Regions from separate parts of the Homo sapiens genome. Here region 2 is linked to region 1. Evidence: chromatin contacts called from ENCODE Hi-C data. All regions are on one chromosome and are shown on one strand. Each heading gives the region's core, a stretch centred on a gene start or an enhancer-like site at or near the end of the contact. The rest is flanking DNA. Distances are from core to core; before and after follow the strand shown. Region 1 holds the start of TPP2 (tripeptidyl peptidase 2). Region 2 holds the start of GPR183 (G protein-coupled receptor 183).

Region 1 (3,625 bases), core at 752-3,251:
AAAAGGAAAGGAAAAGAAAAATCTAAAGAACATTGTTACGGCAGTCTAATAAAAAGTCTGCCACCTAGGTTTCATAATAAACTGTTCATTCCCCATTTATTCATTGGGTGATACTCTGGCAAAGTCATGCACATGGTGTGGTAGAACATACTGGGGAGAGATTGTGAGAAGACAAATCCCGTGTTTTCATCAACCTGTTTTGTAATCCATGACAGTCAGTTAACTTTGTTTCTTCATCTATAAAATGAAGTGATTGGACTATGGTTCACTTGAAACTGGGAGCCATTCTGTTCTATCACTATAAGCTCTATACTGAATGTCTTCTGCGAGTTTGTTATTCTGTTTTCGTCTGTGTTAATTTGAAATTCTTTTCTAGAGGTAATGTAAACAGTTGGGAATAAGAAGAAAAACATTCAACTTTTCTTTTTCCTCTGCACTAAAGAGAACATGCTTGTGTAAGACTTATGGACTGAATAAATGATCAAGGAATCAGCTGAAACCATTGCACAGCCATAAGAATAATTTTTGAGACTTAATGGAGGATCTCTGAAATTCTGTGGGTTGGAAACCGCATGCATAAGGCTTTCCTTTATACCAGGTATTCTTAACTTGGTGTCCATAGACAGAATCCAAGGGGTTCAAAAACTTCCGTAGAAAAAAGATACAAACCTCTTAATTTTTTTCACATCAAGTATGAATGTAGGCAAAAACCAGGGTAGTTATGCTGTTATGTCACCAATAAAAATCAGTTCATCGTAGTGCAGTTTTCACCGCTATCTCCAAATAATTATATTCTTCACTATTTTGAAGTTATGGTAGTTTATTAGCCTTGGCCCTAGCTCCTGTTATTTAATGCAAAAGAAGTACACCTGTAACTATACACACACACGTAAAGCTCCTGCTATATAACAAAATTGCCTTTAGTATTTTTGATAACTGCATTTAAACATAATTTATTTCCTGGGTAATCCTATCTATTTCATTGTATGCATTTTAAAACACTGCTTGAGAAATAGGCCTCACCAGATTGCCAAAGGGGTCTTCGGCACAATAAAAGGCTAAGATTACCCTGGCATGAGCATAGACATAAAGATCATTAGAGGACCACTATGCAGCTTGCAGCAACTGACGGCAGGCACTGTGAATCTGGAAAACTGAAAATTATGGCTCTATAATTGAGTGGACAGCCGTAAGGAGCAATCAGAAACTTCAGTGTAAGAGGAAAAAAAAAGATGTTTTTCAGAAATCCCGGAAGCTAAGGATCAGCAGAGGATAGGAGGGGCCCATTTCAGTCTCGTGCTTTGTTACTGGCTACAAAGGCGACGGAATGACCAACAACCCACTTCCTGTTGACTGAAACTATTGCCTGTCTCCACCCTATTGCTCCCCCTCACCACCTCACCCCCATCAAAGGGGCATAACAACACAGGGGAACCCAAAGTCTACACCCCTTAACCTACGACCTTCCAAAATCATGTCCGGAGCTTTCGCCGACACCGCAGACTCCTTAGCGGCTAAGCGTGAGTGCGCCGGCTCCCTTGCCTCGGGTCAGCAGCACCCCGGGGCTGGGGCTCCTGCAGCAGCCGCACCAAAAAGTTTCATCCACAACCTTAAGTTTGGAAACTATCGTTTGCCAAGCGAAGGGTTCCCATTATTCCTGGCTGGCGGTCCATCTCCTTGCCCGTCTCTCGGGGAGTGATTCGGTCCGGGACACCAGGACTCTGCTTGGAGGCCTGCTGTTGCCTAAAAACCCCAAGCGCGGGCCTCTTCAAGGCCCCAGGTTCGAGATCCGAACCCTCCAGTAATGTCCTCAGACTCCTCCCCCTTCACTGCAGCCCGGGCAATACTCGGGCCTAGCTCCTGAGAGCGGCGCCGTTGGCTTACGTAGCAGCACGTGATTGGCCACCGCTCCCTGGCAGGCCGGGATTGGTGGAAGACGGGCCGACCCCGCCCCTCGCCCCCGCCTCCGGCCCGAGGCCGCACGGGTGTCCTCGCGCTGCTAGTCCGCGCGCAGCCTGGCAGTTTGCCGCTTCCTCGTCCTCCATCCTGCGTCCATGGCCACCGCTGCGACTGAGGAGCCCTTCCCTTTTCACGGTCTCCTGCCGAAGAAGGAGACCGGAGCCGCCTCCTTCCTCTGCCGCTACCCGGAGTATGATGGGCGGGGGGTGCTCATCGCAGTCCTGGACACGGGGGTCGACCCGGGGGCTCCGGGCATGCAGGTGAGGCGGCCCCCGAGGGCCCGGGCGCGGGGGCGCGGGCGGCCGGGGACGCGGGTGGGGACACAGTCTCGGAGCCCGGCAGGCCAAAGCCCCGCTCTGCGGCCGAGTCCGGGCCGGGGTGGGCAGCACCGGGGTGGGCAGAGGTCAGAGCCAGGCGCGGGAGGGACGGGCGCCCGCCAAGGGGACTCAACGGCGCACAGTGCCAGGGTCGCTGGGCGGGCGAGGGCCCGGACCCCAGGTTGGGCCGTGGTCCCCCCAGCTCAACAAAAGCAGCGTGCCCGGCGCGGCTGCCTGGGGAAGCCTGGGTCCCCCTTTGGCCCCAGGGACTCCCCTTCCTTCTCGCTTCGGCGCTGCCAGGCCGGACCCCCCAGGCTCCTTCCCTCCACGCCGCCTTCCTCTGCCTACCCCTCGTGCCTCGGACACCGGTCCCAGCCTGACGTTTTTAAAGAGAATTTTACAGCTTTTATCATTGGGGTGGGGTGGAGACACCAGATAGGCAACTGACATGTGAGAACTTAATGTTTAGGGATCGGGAGATTTGGTTTGGGGAAGAATAGTTTGTCTTTAAGCACGAAAGCTGGGTTTCCAGAAGATAACCCAGTCCTCTTCCGGAATTGTTTCCTGTGGTAGTTTTGTGTATTCTATTTTTAAACGGTCTTCTGCAGCGTGTTTGCTTAGGGTCATTGAATCTTGTGGCTTAGTCTTCGTTTACATAAGGAGAATTCAGTTAGGTTTGGTTTTGGCGAGCTTCTCAGACCTTATGAAAATATGCGACTTTTTTTTTTTTAAACCTGAAAACATACGACGGTTTTTAAAAATTACTTAGTTTTTTGCCTTAGGCAACTTTAAAATCTGTAGATTCAAGGTATCATACCAGAAGGTAGTTTTTTTGAAAGTATGTTGTCTCTCGTTAAAAGCATTCTGTTTAAAGTCTTTAAAGTTTAACTTTTGTACTTTTAACCCTTTACTGAAATCCAGTAATAAAATTTCACCGTTATTCAAGATCCATCTCCCAGCATCCCTGACTAATCCTACTGTATGCTGATCTCTCGTTGATCAGCCCCTGGCTATCTTATCCTCCTTTCTACACTAAACACTCATCCTCCTCCCCACAATGTCCCTTCCCTTCTGGATCCTTTATCGTGCTTTCTGATTATTGAGGTAGCATTTTGGAAGTAACGAGGGGGAGTCTGGCCGAATCTGCTTAGAAACCCCTGGGAATCTTGATTCCTGGTGTGTGTTCTTCAGCACCACTCTGGAGTACAGCACATCTTTTGTGAATCAGAAGAGGATCAGGTACTGAATTCCCTCCCGGTAACTGGAGTTATATAGTTGTCGTTGTATTAATAACTTAAAGACTTAGAACAATGACAGCTATCAACTCATTTGGGGCTTTATTACAAAGT
Region 2 (3,625 bases), core at 731-3,230, 3.3 Mb before region 1:
AACCATAGCAGAGAGAAAAGTATCCCTGTAAACGGCTTTATTAGGTGCGAAGCTCTTTTAAATGTAAGCTTCTTGAGGATGATGACTTGATCTCATCCAACATTTTATCCTATAGAATGCTACAGAACCAACCTACAATAGATATCTAGTAAATATCTATAGAATAAATAAATGAATTAAAGTCATATAGAAACCTGAGTTAATATTTATTCCATTAACTGACTGGTCATGGTACTAATTAGCTCTAGGAAGCCAGATGAAAGTAATTTATGCAAGGGATCATTACCATTGTCACTAACGCGATACATAAACATGTGAGTGAACATTTTGTGGAGTAGCATATTCTTTGTGGTTTTATGTCCAAAAAGTGCAGTGAACCCGCAGAGAGAAAACATGCTAAAATATAAGAAGTGTGCAGTCCTACCAGTAAGCACAGTTAGATGTGTGATCATCCATAGACTCAGGGCCATTTATTTATTTATTTATTTATCTATCGAGACAGAGTCTCGCATGGTCGCCCAGGCTAGAGTGCAGTGGCGCAATCTCGGCTCACTGCAACCTCCGCCTCCCAGGTTCAAGGGATTCTCCTGCCTCACCCTCTTGAGTAGCTGGGATTATAGGTGAGTGCCACCGTGCCTGGCTAACTTTTATATTTTTAGTAGAGATGGGGTTTCACCATGTTGGCCAGGCTGGTCTCGAACTCCTGATCTCAGGTGATCCGCCTGCCTCGGCCTCCCAAAGTGCTGGGATTACAGGAGTGAGCCACCACACCCAGCCTGATTCAGGGTCTTTATGTAAAATATCCATAACATATCTGTTGGATTCACCCTCTGGTACGTCAGTGGCCAGAGAGATGGGAGAAGAATGATGGGAGACAGTTTTTTAGCACTTATAATGAGAGGCAATGTTGTAAGGACTTGGCAGTAGTAATACTCCCCATTTTACAGGTAAAGCAGCTGAAGCCAGATATTAGGTAACTTGTGTGTGGGGGGGCCACACAGCTTGTAAATTTCATTTGATCCTGATTTCAGAGCCCTTGCTCTTATTACACTATATTGTACTCAGAGTGACACCAAAAAAACAAAATACCACGCCCCCCTCCCCCAACACACACACAAACACACATATATAAAACCCTCACTGCCCTTTAAAGGAAGTCTCTTCACAGCTTCTATTTTGCCAAGTTTCTGTTACCACCATTCCCAACCTGGACATAAATGTTGCCAAAGCACTGCATAGAATTCATTGTGATTTTTTCCCCTCAGGCACATAGAAAAGATACGTTTAGTCTAAGTAAACACAAGTATAAACCACACAACAGACTTTTTTTTCACTTATCTAATTAGTAGTATTTAGCATTTAAAAAGCAAAGATTGGTACTCTTTGCTGGCGGGAGGGTAAATTGGTAAAATGTTTTTGTAGACCAAAAAGTACCGTTTTATATCTAAAGCTTTAGAAAATATACCCTTTGCCCTAGGAATTCTACCCCTGAGATTCTATCCTGAGAAATAATCTTATATTTCTAATAATTCCTATAGCATAGGAATATTCTATATTAAAATAACTTTGTTCCTTTTCCTTCATACTAAGTTATCCTGAAATATTGGCATTATTTGCATAGTTTTGCTTGATACTGTCTTTTGTCATTGTGAGTTTATACAGTAGTACATGAAGTGAGCCCTATTTTTTGACAAAGATATTTCTGGTGGACCCATCGCTTTCAGTCAACTTTATAAGAACTAACTAGACCTACCAGTCAGCAGAGAGAGTAAACTTACATTATTAATATAATTTTTGTTAGAAGTGATGGTAGCTTGTTCTTAAATAGATTGTTTTCCTTTTTACCTTTTACCTTAAAACTTAGGCTTTTAAAGTTTTTCTTTAAAAAGTTTGTTGAAAAAGCAAAAGATCTTGTACTTACATATCAGTGACTCGTTCGGGTCTCTGTGTAGTAGCTGTGAGTAGTTGTCCAAACTGAAGTAAGTTTTAACTGTGGCATGTTGTTTTAAGAGAGGCTGTGCAGACCTCCTTTTATGGTGGTGACTTTTTTTTTCTCTGTCACCCTGTGACTGAGCATGTAATGAGCAGTTAGCCTCGTGTACGTGTGTGCACTTTGTGTTTTTTTTTGTTTTAAATGGGAAGTGAAATTTTTTATAGTGATTAAAAAAAACTATCCAAAAGCCCCTTGGAATTTATGAATTGTTGATATCTGTGGAACTTTATAAATTTTTCTGTAAAGGTTTAAGTATCAAAAAATTCTTTGAAAGAGACTGAAGCAATAAACCTTAACCAAAAAAAAGACCAAGTTACTGATGATTTTATATTGATTTTGCATGTAAAAGTATGGGTTTTTAAATGTTTTAAGGAAAATAGTGTCAACTTTGACAGTGCTTTTTACCTGGAAACTTGGTATCAGGGAGTAGTTTACACATTCCACCTTATCCACAGCTTATGAGAAAGAAACAGGTTTCTGTGGCGTGGGGGTGAGTGACAGTCCAGGATGTGGAGTGGACTGGATTAGTCGCCGTTTTCAGTCGAGAGGCTGCCTGAGTCAGAGGCTGTGTGAGTACTTGAATAACAGGGAAACAGTTGAAGGGAGGCCCATTATAGATAAAATCCAGCCTCTTCAGCACAGGGTGAAAGAGACTCATGCCATTCACCTCATAGTTGTAGTTGACTCAGTTTAAACCAACTAACGTGTCTGTCAGAATGCAGTTTATTTGTAGGCTAAATTACCAGATATGTAGCACTCAGATCAGGAGAGGTGATGTTTACACTTAGTCAGGACTGATCTGGCCATTCCCAGCCACTTCTGGGTGCTGCTTTTTACGAAGACATAGATAACACCTGTGGCAGTGAGGGGCCTGGATAGCAGGTCTTAGGAGAACTGATTAAATAAGCTGGGGATGTGTATGCTTTGTAGGCATAGGGTCATTATCCTTATGCTTGTGGAAACTCTCATAGAAAAGTGTTTACATTGCTTGTGTCAGTCTTCCTAACTCCAGAGACTAGCGGGAGGGTCAGTAAGAAGTTACTGGACATAGCTTTTGGATCAAAAGATGAGAGTCATTCCCAAAAGTTGTGATTATTTTGAAAAATGGAATATGCTGTTTCTTATTTAGATGCTTGAGTAAACTTGATGATTTTGAGGGATGATGTAAACAGAATTGAATCATTTGGTAGGAATTTGTAACTCTGTGATCTCAGAAGCCTTTCTGCTCCAGGATTCTGTAAAAATAGTCGAGTAGCTTTTGCCTCCCACAGATGTCATTAGGTTCTTCTAACGTCTAAAGTGCTGTGAGTATGGAGGAACATTGTCAGACACAAGAAAGAGCATCAAGCAAGTCAGCTGAATTCTTTGGGCCGCCACCTCACTGTGTATAAAATAAAGGTATTGAACTAAATGATCTCCAAGGTAATTCCTAGTACAAAAATTCTATGAGGGGGTAATACAGAGATTTTATGACTTGGTGGATAAACATGACATCATATTCTAGAACTAGTTCATTTAAAACTTAGGCTGCAGAGTACTTGAAGAAGACACTGTTGATAAATTTTTCAGTTTGTTGAAAGACCATTCTGGTGGGGTTTTGCCTGTTAATTTTGAAATAGTTATATTAAGTAA

What was found. Hi-C counts contacts between places; a loop is a spot of excess contacts on that map. Pooled maps may share reads with other maps.
Region 2: a loop to region 1 is called in a pooled map, with 10 times the contacts of the local background. The contact joins the promoter of GPR183 here to the promoter of TPP2 in region 1. A Hi-C loop is called at or near these places in 2 of 37 single-sample maps with no recorded cell type and 7 of 50 pooled maps.

What each region holds. Positions count from the first base shown.
Region 1 is chr13:102,594,985-102,598,609 of GRCh38, forward strand. It overlaps TPP2 (tripeptidyl peptidase 2), which reads left to right and starts at 2,002. Exons shown (of 30, transcript NM_001330588.2): 1 at 2,002-2,219. The coding sequence starts at 2,055. It overlaps LOC107984588 (a long non-coding RNA gene), which reads right to left and starts at 1,958. Exons shown (of 2, transcript XR_001749984.3): 1 at 1,464-1,958. RefSeq lists enhancers at 1,436-1,595, 1,646-1,705 and silencers at 1,776-2,065, 2,226-2,515.
Region 2 is chr13:99,305,419-99,309,043 of GRCh38, forward strand. It overlaps GPR183 (G protein-coupled receptor 183), which reads right to left and starts at 1,981. Exons shown (of 2, transcript NM_004951.5): 1 at 1,922-1,981. The region is part of intron 4 of UBAC2 (UBA domain containing 2); the gene reads left to right.